Linked DNA regions of Homo sapiens: region 1 is linked to region 2. Evidence: chromatin loops called from intact Hi-C (ENCODE). Cell type or tissue: Caco-2. All regions are shown on one strand. Links, peaks and the distances in the headings refer to the core of each region. The heading gives the core; the rest is flanking DNA.

Evidence for each region. Peaks named below come from ENCODE experiments on the same cell type or tissue, not always from the same donor. Only the 100,000 strongest peaks of a DNase experiment are listed, where the experiment ranks them.
Region 1: it touches region 2 in a loop (7-fold over the local background); 2 of 110 quality-filtered maps call a loop at or near these places.

What each region holds. Positions count from the first base shown.
Region 1 is chr7:20,193,128-20,201,339 of GRCh38, reverse strand. The region is part of intron 1 of MACC1 (MET transcriptional regulator MACC1); the gene reads left to right. Among named protein-coding and RNA genes, the nearest start is that of MACC1, 20 kb to the left of the region's middle. RefSeq lists enhancers at 1,810-1,909, 1,940-1,989. In Caco-2, for the core only: a CTCF peak has its summit at 3,318 (motif pointing right); a DNase peak (open chromatin) is centred at 4,049.
Region 2 is chr7:19,966,828-19,975,039 of GRCh38, reverse strand. It overlaps MACC1-OT1 (MACC1 3' UTR overlapping transcript 1), which reads left to right. Exons shown (of 6, transcript NR_110114.1): 4 at 6,645-6,903. Among named protein-coding and RNA genes, the nearest start is that of MACC1-OT1, 170 kb to the left of the region's middle. In Caco-2, for the core only: no CTCF peak of the experiment used is centred there; a DNase peak (open chromatin) is centred at 4,769.

The DNA of each region.
Region 1 (8,212 bases), core at 1,184-6,183, 230 kb before region 2:
GCTTCTCCCTACAAATTTCACTGTGGAGCTAGCATTTGAACCCAGATAGCTCAACCTTCAGAACCCATTTCATAAATTCTGCATAATTAGTCCATGGGGGGGACAGTCTGAGAGCCCCTCTTGGCCTCTTGTATTGCATGATCCTGCTGCTTCTTTCTTCCCTCTCTTTAGTTAAAACCTCAGACTGTGTCACATCCTTCTTTTGAGTGTGACCAGCTCTCATTCACCAATGAGATTCACTTAAATTTGATTCACCAATTCAGATGACATAGTACCACTTCTCTCCCTTTAGAATATTTTTTAAAATTAAAAAACATAATAATAGAAATCCATCCCACCAAATAACACCTAGTCATCTTGGAAGTTTTTAATAGGGAGAGGAACACTTCCTTGGTAGGCTTAGGTTGATACTTTTCTGAATGCAAAATGATATTAAAAATGTGCAGCAGTGAGTATGGCATGGACACTTGACCTGTCAGAATGGATGCTGGCCAGTGTATGGTACTCAGGTATTCTTACTGGATATCCACCCTGCCTGGAAGCAGAGAATAGGCATGAAAATATTGAATGGCTCTTAGAAACTTCCAGGATTAGATAGCACCCATGTTTCTAGCTGGGGTTGTGGGGGATATCTCAGGTATCTGACTGTGCATCAGTGAAAAGATTTCTTCTGGCTCCAGCAAAAAAAGAAATCAGGTGCTGATGGTTGAGTGCATTACTTCATCCCCCTTCTTAGGTAATTACATCACTCTGTCTCTCATGTCTTGTGATGAGTTTGGCAGTTTCCTAAACTAAAAACTTCCTGTAATTAACCTACGCACTCTTGCCTGTTAAATTTTGACAACAATTTACTTTCTCTTCCAGGATTTGTCGTTATGACCAGTAAATTGGTAGGAAATACTGATATCAAAGGTCTCCCAGTAACCTCTTTTTTCCTTGGAAGTCATCGTGTGTTTTCTTTGGTATTTATCAGTATTTTGAAGTATAACTTAATAGTGTTTGTTAATGAGGGATATAACTGTTATCTCTTTATCTATAACTGTCCATTTCTAGTAATCTAGTAATCTTTTAAATCTTTTAAATCTACTAATCTTTTAAATCTAGTAATCTAGTAATCTTTTAAAAGATTCTTCGTGTTTTTTCAGTTAGCCCCTGTATTTCCTTTCCCCAATAAAACTGTTATTCCCACACACTCCTAGGTGTTTATTGTGAATAAATATTTTATTATGAATTTTATTTATCTTCATCTGTAAAAGGAAATACATATATATGTATGTATATATACATACATATGTACACACACACACACACACACATAATGGTATAGCCACTTGTTTATCTTTATTCTCTATCTTGTTAATAATTGTATAGGATTTGGCTAATTCATTTGAGCCTTAAAACTTGGTTTGCAAGGTCGTTTTCCTTTATAAAAGCATGTATAACTCACTACTTTCTGATTGATTCATTTTATAGAACATTTAATTTTATTGTTTAAATTTATTTTTAAGATATCTGTTTTTACTTTAAAAATAAGTTTTTCTTAACTTTAAGAACAAGAAAAAGGTAAAGATTTAAAGTGAATTCTTCATCAACATTTTTGAATGACTCTGTACTCTTTGACTCACCTCTGTGAGTTCCTCTTCATTCACTTTGGTTTCTAATTTCATGTTAGTAAGTGCTCTGCTCTCTCTGTGTGCTTCCTGTTTCATTTGAAGACTTCCTTATTCTGTCATTTCATCCTTATTTCAGAGCATGCCTTCCTGATGATTATGTGACAAGGGTGTGGGTGGAGGATAGTGGTGTTGGAGAGGGCAGGTTGGTTTCAGGCCAAGTGGTTGCCAAGGCATCCATTCTGCCAATCAAGGCAAGCTGAGTGCTTCGCTGCTTTCTTCTGGGTTGAACTGAAGCCTCCAGTACTATCACACACACCAGGTCCCTTCTCCATGTAATATACATAATATTGCTTTAGATAGCTTTGGCTAGGACAATGCTTACTTTTTCCATGAGTATGAACAGGAGAAGATCAAACCTTGCCAACTCTTTATCTGTGGATCACATTTCTACCTTAGTAGCTAATAATTTTTCCTTCTCCTCACAGATTTCTTGTGCAAGCCTTGTATGAACCACATAATCTGTGTCTGTCTCAATTTCTTATCTGCAAATGGAGCTAATAACATTGGCTGCTTTTCTCCTGAGATAGTCCTGAGGATTAATAAGCTGGCTTTCAAAAGCACAAGTGTCTAAGATGATAGGCCCTCCATAAATTCAAATTACTATTATTGCCATTCTCCTTACATACTGGCAGCTGAATAATACACTCGCATAAAATATTATATTTACATAGACCTTTACATTTTGAGAAGTATTTTGTAACATTAACTTAGACAAGCCTTTCTCTCTGCACAGTCTCAGCACCACTCTTCTGTGGATAAAAGATTTGTTAGGCATCCTTGGTGGATCTCTCTTTTTCATTGAGTCTTCATTGTTTTGCCAATTCAAGTTACTATTATTATTTTTTAGTCCTATTCTGTCTCTGATTTGAAGGAATTGTTCTACATCAAGTCTCCTTGTGGTGCATGGGATTTATTCTTTAGATTGAATTAATTAGAAAATATACAAGTAATTTTGGCTTATAAATTGATAACCCTGTAAAAATCTTGCCTTGTTAGAAAGCGACAGAAGAAATTATAGGCGAGGCTGAGATCTAAAAGGAGAGCTCCAGAATGGAGGCTTGGACCAGGGGCAGACCAGGAGCTTATCAAGATACAATTGAATAATCAAAGGGTGGAGCCTGGACAAAATGTTTACTTGTCTGGTAAGCCTTAAATGTTTACATTGGCCAATTGATCCCCTTTCATCTTCTCTTGCCCACTAGGAGACCAACATCCATTAAACTCTAGTTTTTGGCAGTCCTGTTCTGTTCATTGTTTATATCCTGGACTAGCATGATATGCTTGGCTCTTTATCCCTCTATGATCTCCCATGCTGTCTGTGGATCTGATGCCTAATTCTGGTTCAGAAAAGCCCCTGGGACTTTACTTAGGCACCAGTTTAGTGCCTGGTTTTCCCAGCTCCCATGAAAGGGGATAAAACATTGCTTTGATCAATATCTCTTTGGTAATGGTTTGCTTCTCTTTCCACTACTCTCCTCCATACCCACATATCACATGCCCTCAGGGATCTCCAGATGATATGGTCTTCTTGAGATTTCTTGCCAATACCCAGACATCAGACCCTCCTGTCATTCCCTTTACCACCTGGATTAGCCACTGTGGTAACTGGAGGCATTCTGCCCCCAGGCCTTTGCTGTTTAAGGGTTTCACCACCAGAGGGTGGTATTTTCCTCTTAGGATCATTGAAATTGTTCATGTTGAAATGGTTTTTATTACATAAAATATTTCTATAAATGAAGTAGCCTATTTTCTAGTGAACAATATAAGCCTGTATAATATAAAAATAAAAATAAAAACAATACATGGTAGATTTGGAAACATTTCTCCTAAAAGCCATGATACTAAGTCATGATAAATACGTGATTGAAACTTTTCTGTTTCACCTGAAATTGAGTTTATAAATCATGACTTTGAAATTTGAAGCTCAAATAGGGCTTCTTAAACTTTCCGTGATCTATGCAGAGTTTGTCTGAAATCTTTGTTCATCATGCAAGTATATTTTAGTTAGTTTTTGTCTGGAGGTGTTTGCAAAATAAGCCACACTCTCAGATAAATTCAGTCCAAGTTTATTGTGAGTAGGCGTACGAGAACATGTTCAGGCTTTACTAAATAGACAGGAGATCTTGATATCCATAATGTTAAAAGCTAAAGCCAGGACAACATGTAAAAATGCTCGAGAAAGAAAAACAAATAGTCACTAAGATTCCACAAAATTGTTATCTTGGCTAAGTTTATTTAACATACAAAAAACACAAAGCCATGTGATTCTTTACCCAGGAGGGGTCAAGAAATTGGTATCCAATAGAGATTCCAAGGGAATAGGCAAACACAGCAGCAGTTGAAAGGAAATCTGAAAAGAAGGGAGGGCTGGCCTTTGCTGCACATAGGCCTGGGAGGAGGGAAAATGGCAGTGCTGGGCCTGAGAGAAAATATTAACTGACTTGTTGACTTTAGGAAAATCTTAGATTCTCTTTAGTTTTTGTCAGAAATTCCAAATAGCCCAACTCTTTTCAAAGACCAGAATTTTAATTTTCAGCCAACATTGGGATGGACCTTTCTATTTGGACAAAAATAAACTTCTAGAAATCAGGGAATTTGAGTTCTGGTGGGGTGACCTGGTCACTCACTAGGTAAATGTTTATAGATAATTTGCAACTTCATCGTATGTCATTTTTCAAACTTACAAAAGACAATGACTAAAATTGACTGGTAGTAGTCAAATGTGTACCATAGAAAATTAGGGGTTTTGTGGGGTGACTTGAGAATGCTCTGTTGCAGTGAAAGTGAGTGGCTGCGAGGTGAAGTTTGTGGGCTTTGATCCTTTTACCTTTCAGCCAAAGGAACTTTGCTTTATTTATTTTTCAACCTTATTTTTTTAAGTTTTGGGGCATATTTCATTTGAGAAAACCGGTTCTCCATGCATGATAGATATATGTTTGGAACAATTTAAATGATCGCTAAGCTCTTTTTAATTCTAAAGATGTTTTTCTATGACAATTAATGATAATATATATTACATAGAGCACATACACACATGCATGCATACAGATATATACATTGTTTTATATATATATATAAAATGGGCCGGCCGCACCCGGCCCATTGTTATAAATTTATACACTATCTTTCTCCAGTGTGACTGGATGTACCTAATTACAAAAGTATATAGTCAATAAAACTGAAAGTTGGCTGGGCGCAGTGACTCACGCCTGTAATCCCAGCAGTTTGGGAGGCCGAGGTGGGCGGATCACAAGGTCAGGAGATTGAGACCATCCTGGCTAACACGGTGAAACCCCGTCTCTACTAAAAATACAAAAAATTAGCCGGGCGTGGTGGCGGGCGCCTGTAGTCCCAGCTACTCTGGAGGCTGAGGCAGGAGAATGGCGTGAACCCAGGAGGCGGAGCTTGCAGTGAGCCGAGATGGCGCCACTGCACTCCAGCCTGGGAGACAGCGAGAATCCATCTCAAAAAAATAAAATAAAATTTAAAAAAAACCTGAAAATTATTACCAATAAAAGCTAAGCCTTGGAAACTAAAGATAAAATCCTAAACCTCCCACAGATTGAACAAACCCTCATTTGGCCAAAGGGACCCCAGAGAAGTCTTGAAAACTGAGTTCCCAACCATGATGAGACAGGAGGTCAGAAACGCTTTGTTACACCCCATCCCTTTGCAGTTTAGACACGACAACTGACCAGTATTAATGTTAAAATAGAGATCACAAGACTGACAGAATGGACTCTTCATGGCAATAAGACAACCTAATTATAAACAGGACCTAAGGCCATGCCAGGCAAGGTTAAGTCACACACCCCTACACTTCAGGAATAAACTATGTTCTAGCTGCAACAAGTTTTTTCTTTTTTTCTAGCAGCTAAAGAAGCATTGGCCTCAAGATGAGCAGTATTAAAATAATGACAACACATCCAGCTCACAGAAGCTAACTGATCCCCTGTTCCACAAGCCATAACTACAGCTTTGATTTCAATAACATTCTCCTGATGAAAAAACCAACCATAGATTGCACACTTGTGTGCCTTTGTGTCCTAAAAAGACCTTTTGATGTATAGGGCCTAATTGTAGTACATTTAAATGTTATCTTTACCCCAAGGTAAACATGGGTCATATATACGAATATTTGCTCAATACGCATGTGTCAGGACCCCCTTCATGAATATTAACAGCTCCTCCTATAGACTGTTGAATACATATGTTACTTTAATTTATTCAACTTAAATTCCTGTCTAAACCCTCCTCCTTTGAAGTAGCTGTCTCTGGTCTTTGTCGGATGCTATGCTTTTCAGCCTGTGGAATGGCCACCTTGAAGGCTATAATCTTTTATGAGAAATAAAGTCTCCTTTCTAAGCTCATAAATCCTGTAGTTTTTAAAGTTAACAACTTCATGCAATAATAGCAAGGTACGGCGGGTTGGAAGAGGAGCATAATTATATTAAACAAACAAACAAGAAAAATCAGAGATGTGAGAACTTACTGCACACAAAACCCAGACCAAGTTTCCCTGATAATCAAGGTAAAACTTAAAGCATAGGGGATACTTGTTTTTTTTTAATAAGAGAAAACGTTAAGATTAGGAGGAAAAAAATTTTCCTATCCCCAGACTTTGAGAATATCTTATATGTGGCTTTATATGAAGGAAAATGTGTGACATAATGGGCAAGCTTTTTCTGATTAGAGGTTTACTAAAAATTTAGGCAAATTCCACATCTCATCTTTATGACGAGAAAAAATTCAAGGAAGTAGTGTTAAGCCATCACTCTATAAAGGCAATTTTGTTAGGAGGCTGAAGTAACATGCTCTATTTTTAAAACTGCCTTTTGATTGCAATTGATTTAGGCATAAAACTAGGAGAAGTGTGAGTTGTGAAAGGCTATCATATCCTCTTTTAGTATTGAGATGGCTTTTAATGGAAACTACATGGTAGGCAATTTTAAATTCTCATTACCAAGACGTAGTTGAAAGACAGCCTTTCCTTATTGTTGCAAGAAGACAGCAAAATGATGTTTTGCATGAATGTAAAATTCCTGAGATGGATTTGCTTAATAGCTTTTCACTGGATCTCTAATGGATGGGCCAAGAGGTTGAGGCTGAGCCAGCAGCTGAGTGAATCAGGTGTAAGCTTTTAAGGGTACCATGAAAGGAGCGAAGCCTCCTTAAGTGAGGCTCTTCACACATCTGCCATGGGGGCAGATTAAAATGCCTCTTCGTGTGTTTCTTTCTAATGAAAACTAGAAAGAACAAACACATCAGGGGAGTACTCCTTTGTGGTCATGTTTTCTATGTTTGGAGTGGAGTAGACAAGCTGGGCTCCCTGCCTTCTGACATCACTGATCTCTGTGTCAGAACCTGGCTTTCCTTTTAATTCTTTTCTTTTTATTGCTTAAAATTTTATTATCCAAGATTCTATAATCTAAAATTAGGATATAAAAAAAGCGGCAAAAACCCCTCAGAGCAGCATGGCTTCCCAAATTCTCTGCTTTTCAAATGGACTCCATCGTATTTGACAACTGAGTCAGATAACGGTGACAAGATAGGATGTGGGTAGTTCTGTGGTGGAAACCCCCTCATTTTACAGATGGAGACATGGAGGCTCCCAGCAAGTGAGGAGTCACCGCAGATCAGAGAACCGCTGGCCACAAACCTTACCTAAATTCCAGATCTTGCTGTTTCTGCTCTACCTTTCTAGCATATCCACAAAATTATTAAAATAGCAAATGTTTTCTTTAAACATGGCTTCTTAAAGGTGTGTGTGGGGGCGGGGGAATAAAGATGGCAGAGCCGGGGTTGGAGAACAGTGATGTCAGCTGTTTGCTTTCTGGCTCCTAAGGGTTTTACTTTGCCATTCATGAGACAAAAAAAAAAAAAAGAAGGAATAGAAAGAGGCCAAACTTCCCCAAGAGTCTGAGTTTACCTTCCTAATGACATGTTTATTTTTCCACATTTTACAAAGTGGGACATGGCCCTCTACAACCAGGCCTGCCTTCCTGAGCTTTGGGCATGGCAGTCATTCCCTTAGTTTAGCTACAGCTTTGACAGGGTGTCTCTTATAAGATCGTAGAAGCTGAATTCTGAAAAAGCTTGCATCACTTACCATTGTCTATAACAGGATGCAACTTAGATGAGAAATGAGAATTGAAAAACAAACACTAAGAGCAAAGTTGTGTCTCATGACCATCACCTCAACATAATTGTTTTCACTTCTTCAAAATTCCTTCCAAGTTTTATCTGTAATATATACATTTTTATACTGTAATCACAGTTTATATAAACTTTCAAGATTAGCTTTTGCACTTAGTCACATTATAAACAATTTCTCATGTTGTTAGAAACTTTGTAACCATTTTTTATAAAGGTGACATCATGCCCTAAGTTGATAGCTTATAATTTATTTAATTATTCATCCATTACCAAACATTTAGGTTATTTTCAGTTTATTTTTCTATTATATATGATTCTCTGATAAAGAGTTTTATAAACATAGCTGTCCCCTTCCTCTTATTTTCTTGAAGAAAATACTGATT
Region 2 (8,212 bases), core at 1,796-6,795:
AAAACTGTCTTTATTTTCAGATGACATACTTATCTATGTGGAAAAACCAAAAGAATTAACAATATTTTTCTGAAATTAATAAGTGATTACAGCAAGGTTGCATGATACAAGATTAATATAAAAAAGTCAATCATTTGTCTATATACCAGCAATGAGTAAGTGGAATTTGAAATTAAAAACATTATGCCATTTACATTAGTACTCCCTCCAACAGTGAAATACTTAGTATAAATCTAACAAAATATGTACAAGATTTATATAAGCAAAACTGCAAAACTCAAATATCAAAGAACTAAATAAATGGAGAGATATTTCATGTTTGTGGATAGGAAGGTTCAGTATTATCAAGATGTCAGTTCTTCCTAACTTGATATATAGATACAACACAATCCCAATCAAAATCTCAGTAAGTTATTATGTGAACAAACTGATTCAAAAATTTATATGGACAGACAAGAGAACTAGAATAGCCAATTCAATATTGAAGGAGAAGAACAAAGTTAGAGGACTAACACTATTGATTTCAAGACTTACTATAAAGCTACAGTCATCAAAATGTACGGTGCTGGTGAAAGAATAGACAAATAGATCAATGGAACAAAATAGAAAGCCCTAAAATAGACCCACATAAATATAGTCAACTGATCTGCAAAAAAGGAGCAAAGATGATACAATGGAGCAAAAACAGTCTTTTCCACAAACAGTGCTAGGACAATTAGACATTCACATGCAAAAAAAAAAAAAAAAAAAAAAGAAAAGAATCTAGACATAGACCTTACACCTTTCACAAAAATTAGGATGGATTACATATGTAAATACTGTAAATGCAAAACTATTATAAAAAATATACAGAAAACTCTTAAACTCCACAACAAGAAAATTAAAAACACAATTTAAAAAGAGCCAAGATCTTGACACCTCACCAAAGAAGATATATGGATGGCAAATAAACATATGAAAATATGTTCCACGTTATATGTCATAAGAGAAATGCAAACTGAAACAACAATGAGAAACCACTACACATCTACTAGAATGGCCAAAATCCAGAACACTAACACAAAATGCTGGTGAAGATGTGAAGCAGTGGAAACTCTCAGTCATTCCTGATGATATGGTACATCCATTTCTGTCTCAGTCATTGCTGGTGATATGGTAGAGCCAATTTGAAGACAGTTTGGTGGTTTCTTACAAAACTAAACATACTCTTAGCATACAACCCAGCAGTCATGCTTCTTGGTATTCATCCAAAGGAGTTGGAAACATATGTTCACAAAGTCCTGCACATGGATGTTTATAGCAGCTTTCTTCATAATTACCCAAATTTGGAAGCAACAAAGATGTCCTGCGGTAGGTAAATGGATAAATAAATGTAATACATACAGACAATGGAATGTTATTCACTAAAAAGAAATGAGCTATCAGGCTGGGCGTGCTGGCTCACACCTGTAATCTCAGCACTGTGGGAGGCTGAGGCAGGCGGATCACGAGCTCAGGAGATCGAGATCAGCCTGGCTAACACAGTGAAACCCCTCCAACCAAAAATACAAAAAATTAGCCGGGTGTGGTGGCATACACCTGTAGTCCCAACTACTCGGGAGGCTGAGGCAGGAGAATCACTTGAACCCAGGAGGTGGAGGTTGCAGTGCGCGGAGATTGCGCCACTGCACTCCAGCCTGGACGATAGAGCAAAACTCTGTCTCAAAAAAAAAAAGAAAAAAAAAAAAAGGAAAGAAAAGAAAAGAAATTAGCTCTCAAGCCATGAAAAGACAAAGAGGTAGCTTAAATGCACATTACTTAGTAAAAGAAGCCAATCTGAAAAGGCTATATACCATACGATTTCAAAATATGGCATTCTGGAAAAAACAAAACTATGGATATAGTAAAAAGTGGTTTCCAAGAGTTAAGGAGGCAGGAGGGAAGAAGAGTTGAAGCACAGAAAATTTTTAGGGAAGTGAAACTATTTTGTATGATGCTACAATAGTGGCTACATGTCATTATTCATTTGTCAAAATCCATAGAATGCATACTACCCAAAGTGAACCCTGAAATAAACTATGGATGTTAATGGATAATGATGTGTCAATGTAGTTTCATCAGTTGTAAAAAGTATACCACTCTGGTGTGGTATGGGAGGTTCAACATAAATCCATTTAAGTGGAAATAGTGAGCAGGTGAAGGAGAATGACTGTAACAGGACCATTATTATTTTTTAAAAAATTCCGTGGAGTCTCGGTGACAAAATAAGAAATTAAGCAGAGCTCCTCAAACTCCATTATACTTCTCTTTCCCCTTAAACACTACCTATTTCTGACAAGAGTCATGGATATAGGTTTCTTTTGTTTGTAAAAATTTTAATGTACTCCTTCAGTTATATTAAAGAATAGTTCAAAGGAGGATTTTAAAATTTCTTCTTGCGGAGGAAGTTGTGTAGACAGCTCAACAAGAATCTGAGTAAAAACTATTTGAAAAAGTTTTCTAAAATAAAAATAATGAAATGTTTTTGTCATCTTTGCTACAAGAACTGAAACTCATGAGAATAGAAAAATTAGAAAAGGGCCATAATATGTTTTGACAATAACAGAGAGCCGTCTAATAGCTCTCAAAATTAAATACACTAGAAAGAATTATAAAATTTAGGCCTTTGTTTTAATTTAAAAATGCAACTCCAGCGAATCAATACAAATATTATTTTTTCTTAATATAATGTATTTATAGACTCCTTTGCTTTTTGTGGTCACGGAGAAAGTATAACAAATGGAAAATTTGGTTGCTTAGTACAATTTCAAGATCAATCTCTCTCCAAGGTCAAATGGAAGACTCTAAAACTCCCAGAAGGGATTCTCTGAGACTCTTCCAGACAACATGCCTGATGAATGAGGTTGGATTCAGTGGAGATTCAACAGAACTTTCAAAAGGGAAATGGAGAGTAAGGATTTCATTAATCATTCAACTAGACTCTGAAATGAGGCCAAAGAAGCTCTAAGACTAGTCAGGACTCAGCTTTAGATTTTGGAAAGCTTTAAGAACGTTGCCATAAAATATCAAATATTTTAAGTAAATAATGCCTTGCTGCCACCAACACTACCACTATCACAAATTTGGAATAATTAGCTATTAGTTTATGGCAATTCTGGGGTGAATAGAGAAAGGCATCTAATAATCTATACAATATTCTATATCTTCCCATGCTCTTTTCAAAGCCTTAATAACATTCATTTATTCATTCAGTATTTATAGAGTGATAGCTTTGTAATGTGGAAAATATTAGAAATAGTTAGACCTTATCTTTTTTCTTAAAAATTCCCAACTAATCAAAGTAGACAAATAACAAAAATGACTACCATAAAATGATTAAAATAATAAATAATTATAAACAGAGAGACAGGATTGATTAAATCTTTTGGAGAAAAATAACCTATGTGTATATGGGAAGAAGATCCCAAATAAGATGGGATAGAATGTTAGCAAGTATAGAATTTGGAGGTTTAGGGTAACAAAAAAAATAATATATTTTGTTGAATATTGGAGTTAAGGAAAGAGATGAACTGTATTTTAAAAAGGGATATATTTTAGTGCTAAGGAGCAATTTTGAGAATCTCATATCAAATGACTAAAATAAAATAAAATATAAAGCTGTCTACTGATTGTAATAGAAAAAGGAAATTAGATTTATGTTTAGAGGGACATAGGCATGATTTTAAGCCATATACAATGGAATCTACAGACCATAGAAACATGGACCAAAAAAAAAAAAAAAAAAATCTGTGTGTGAACAAAAAGATTACTGAGTAGGATGAAAGATACCACATGAAACCAAGGAATTAGAACAGATACAATAAATGTTAGATTTTTACCAGTGCTGAGGATCAGAAGCCTCACCACGCTAAGTGTTTGCTAAAATATGAATGAATTAGGAGCAGTAATGAGCACATTACCAAATTGACTGACTATAGAACTCATCCTGGGAGAGAAGGGGTTGAATGAGAGAGAAGAGGAAGCAAGACCAGGGTGAGGTCAAGTAACTTAGAGATCATAATCAAGACAGAGATAGCTGTAGTTGGTCAAAAGGATGGGGAGAAATGAGAATCCAGGTGTTTATATGCAGAGAAATGCATTGCAGAGCTAAGAGGTTAGTTTCAAGTATAGCTTTTTCATTCAATAGTTCAGACATTGAGGATGATTATCTGTGCAGCCAAGATAATCAAATATGTTGATGATTAAATCACTGAAGGTAACAAAGACTGGGGCTGAAAGAATAAAAAAGGGTATAGCACTGATTCACTGAAGATTGTGAAGTGCTTTAATGGGAGTCAGTAGCCATTTGTAACCATCAATCTAAGGCAGAAAATTTATTCATTTATTTTACAAATACTTATTGCTTACTCTGTTCCTGGCAGACTTTCTCTAGTAAACAACATATAAGAAGTCCTGGCTCTCAAAGAACATACATTCTAATTGGAGAGACAAAATAAATAGTTAAGCAAACACAATAATACATCAAGTGGTGATAAGAACTAAGGAGAAAAAAACAGGGTTGTAATATTGTAATATTACATGAGCTTAGGGAAAGACTAAAATAGGTGATAACATTTGACATGGGAGCCGAGACCTGACAGAAGAAAGAAGAAAGAAAGACATGTTGATATCTGTATGAGGAGTGTTTCAAACAATGAAGAAAGCAAGTCATAAATCCTGGAGGCAAAGACATGATTGGAATGTATGAGGGACAATAAGGAGGCACATGTGACTCAGAAAGGCAAATATGCACAGAGTCTAGAATGTGGGGGCAAAGTTCGAGATTAAAGTAAGGAGAAAACAGGAGGAAGAAGATATTGAGCTTTTTAAGCCAAGATAACAGCTTTGGATTTGAGTGGAATAGAAACTTGGCAGTCTAAATAGTAGACTGCAGGACGAGAAAGAGTGAAACTAGAAAGAATAGTTAGGAAAGTAACTTAATAATCCATTGGACAATTTTGCTGCCCTGGGCTAGGGTGGAGTGAAAAGCCTGATGAAGGCTGGAAGCTAGATAAAGATTACAGAGGAATTGGATGTCGGGGGGGGGGGGGGGTGGTGTTGGGGGGAGACAGAGGGAAAGTAGAAAGCATCAATGTTGACCCTAAGGTTTTTGACCCAAATAACTGGAAGAATACAATTGCAACTGAGTTGACAAATACTGGGGAATGGACAAGTTTGAGGGTAGAAGAAAATCAATAATTCATTTTTGGTCATTTGAAGTTTGAGATATGACCAGGATGGCCTTAAAATTCCCCTCAAGTTGACTAAATTTTGGACACGTTTCTTCCTGACTATAGGCTCATAGCGTTTCTTTTTAAAGAGCACTAATTTTAGATAACTTGCAAGAGAAAACTGTTTCTGCCCTCTTGAGATCCAAATCTTCCACATCCCAGAAATATTCCTCCCAAGCTGCTAGAAGCAATCCCTTTGACATGTAATCACTAAGAAAAATGGCACTTCTAGGTTTATCCATGTTATTCCAAATGTCAGAATTTTGTTTATTATTATGGCTGAGTAGTATTACATTGTTTACATACATACCACATTTTTTAATAATCCATTCATTCATTGATTGACATTTAGGTTGATTCCCTATCTTGGCTATTTTGAATAGCGCTGCAGTAAACATGGGAGCACAGACATCTCTTTGACATACTGATTTTATTTCCTTTCGATGTAAACCCAGTAGTTGGATTATTGTATCATATGGTAGTTCTATTTTTAGTATTTTGAGGAACTTACACACTGTTGTTCATAACGGCTATACTAATTTACATTCCCATTAACAGTGTATATAAAAGTTCTCTTTCCCCATATCCTCACTAGCATTTGTTGTCTTTTTATATTATGTGAAATAAAGCAAGTACAAAAGGACAAATACCACATTATCTCACTTATATGTGGAATATAAAGAAGTTGATCACACAGAAGTAGAGAGTAGAATAGTGGTCACCAGAGGTGGGGGAGATGGGGAGAGGTTGGTCAATGGGTACAAAATTCCAGTTAGATAGGAGAAATAATTTCTGGTGTCCTATTGCAAAGTAAGGGACTACAGTAAAGAATAATGTATTATATACTTCAAAATAGCTAGAAAAAAGGATTTTGAATTTTCTCACCACAAAGATATGACAAGTGTTAGAGGTGATGGATATGCTAATTACCTTGATTTGATGATTACACAATGTATACATGTATTGAAACATTACAGTTTCTTAAATGTACCATAAGTATGTATATGACTATAGGCATATATGTATACACATACACATACACATATATATGTATATACAAACACACACACGCAATTATTACATGTCAGTTGAAACCAAAATAAAACTTTAAAAGAAGAAAGCAAGCAAGCACCTGTATTTCTTAGTCTCTGTGGGAGGGGAGGAGTCTAACTTCAATAAGCACCAATTGCAAAAAATGATGTACTAATCACCTGGATCAACCTTTCCCCTGATGTCAGTTTTCCACTGTTCTTCCATTAGCTCACTTCTGTGATTGAAACTCTCTCACCTTTTGTTTTATCAGAGTTGAGTTCAATCTTTTTCCTTTATTGCAATAGTCTTGAATAAAGTCTTCATTTCCCATTTAACTTATCTGGTGCAATTTTTCATTTACAGATGCATATTGGATATCTAAATAGAGATATCAAGAAATGAAGATATGCATTTCCAGTTCCAGAGAGAAATTCACACTGGAAATATAAATTTAGGAATTTTAAAGTTAGTGGTCACATTTAAAGCTGCAGAATACAAAGAGATCACCTGTGTGAGAGAACTGAGTCCTGAAACATACCCGTGTTTAAAGATCTGGGAGGTGCAGAGGAATTATCAAAGGAGGCTGAGAAGGAGCAGCCAGTGAGGTGTGTAGAAAAACAAGGTTGGTATTATGAAGGTGAAGTAAAGAAGTTGTTTCAAGTAATAACGTGTGAATAACGTGTGTGTAAATGACACTATTTGGTTAAATTGGAAGTCTAATAAATGACCACTAGACAATATAATACAGAGGATTTTTGTGCCCTTGCGAAGAGCAGCCCCCATGGCACAGCAAGAACACAAGCCTGAACAGAGTGGGTCCAAGAGGGAATGGGAAGAGGAGAAAGAAAAACTGTGACTGCAAAAACTCTTCTCTGTAGAGGAGAAAAGTGGGACAGAGACTATGTGAAGGGATATAGAATCAAGGGAAGATTTCTTCAAGATAGTTTGTGTTTATATACTAATAGAAACAGACCACTAGTGAAAAAAATGATGATGCAAGAGACAAAGTAAGCCATAGCAAGAGCATTGGCCTTGAGTACACTGAAGTGGATGGATTTAGTACTTAAATAGGTGGGTTTGCCTTGATATTCAGGTAAGGTATATGGATAATGATGTTGCTCTATACAGTGGTGGAAGCATGCAAGAATCTTCCTCTAGTTACTTCTACTTCCTCAATCAAAGGCAATGGAAACATAAAATAAAATAATTTCCCATGGGACTGGATAAGTGAAAATGAAGAGGGATGACGGAGCCACACTAAGGCCCCCTTAATGAGTGTGGTTATGAAATTAATGTGATCACAGCAAACATGTTATGCCTTTTGCCACCATTTGTGATTAGCTGCTATATTTCAGGAGCAAGATAGGAAAAGAGTTAGTTCTAAACAGGATTAAGGTTGGCCATGTGGCAATGATAGAAGGAATATTTTAATATTAGGCCATAGAAGCTAAGGAAAGTAAGGAAGAGAGTGAGGGCTTCAGTGAGACTCATGGTGATAAATTGCTAGCAGAAACGACTGACTAGAAGTGGTGTGGTTTTTGTTGTTATTTCTGTTGTTGTTGTTCTGTTTTTTTTTTATTTTTACAAACAGGAAAAGAGTTTTAGGAATCAGAGTACTCAAAAGAGGATAGAAGAATAGTATGTCATAGAGAACAGATGTGTTTGATGGGGTGATAAAAACTGGAAATTTTGGATTGGATAAAATTGTTACTAATGAAGTTTAGCCATGACCATGGTTGAGGTGGAACAGAGGTAAGATCACCAAAGATGGGGGCAAGAAATGGAGAGGACATGTATTGAAAGAAACACATATGTGGATATTGATGTCACTGAAAAATATGAGATACGTATTTATGGAAAAGAAACAGTTGGGAACTAAAATCTCTAAGGAATTGTCAGGCGCAATCAAAGGCTTGTGGATGACTGAGTAA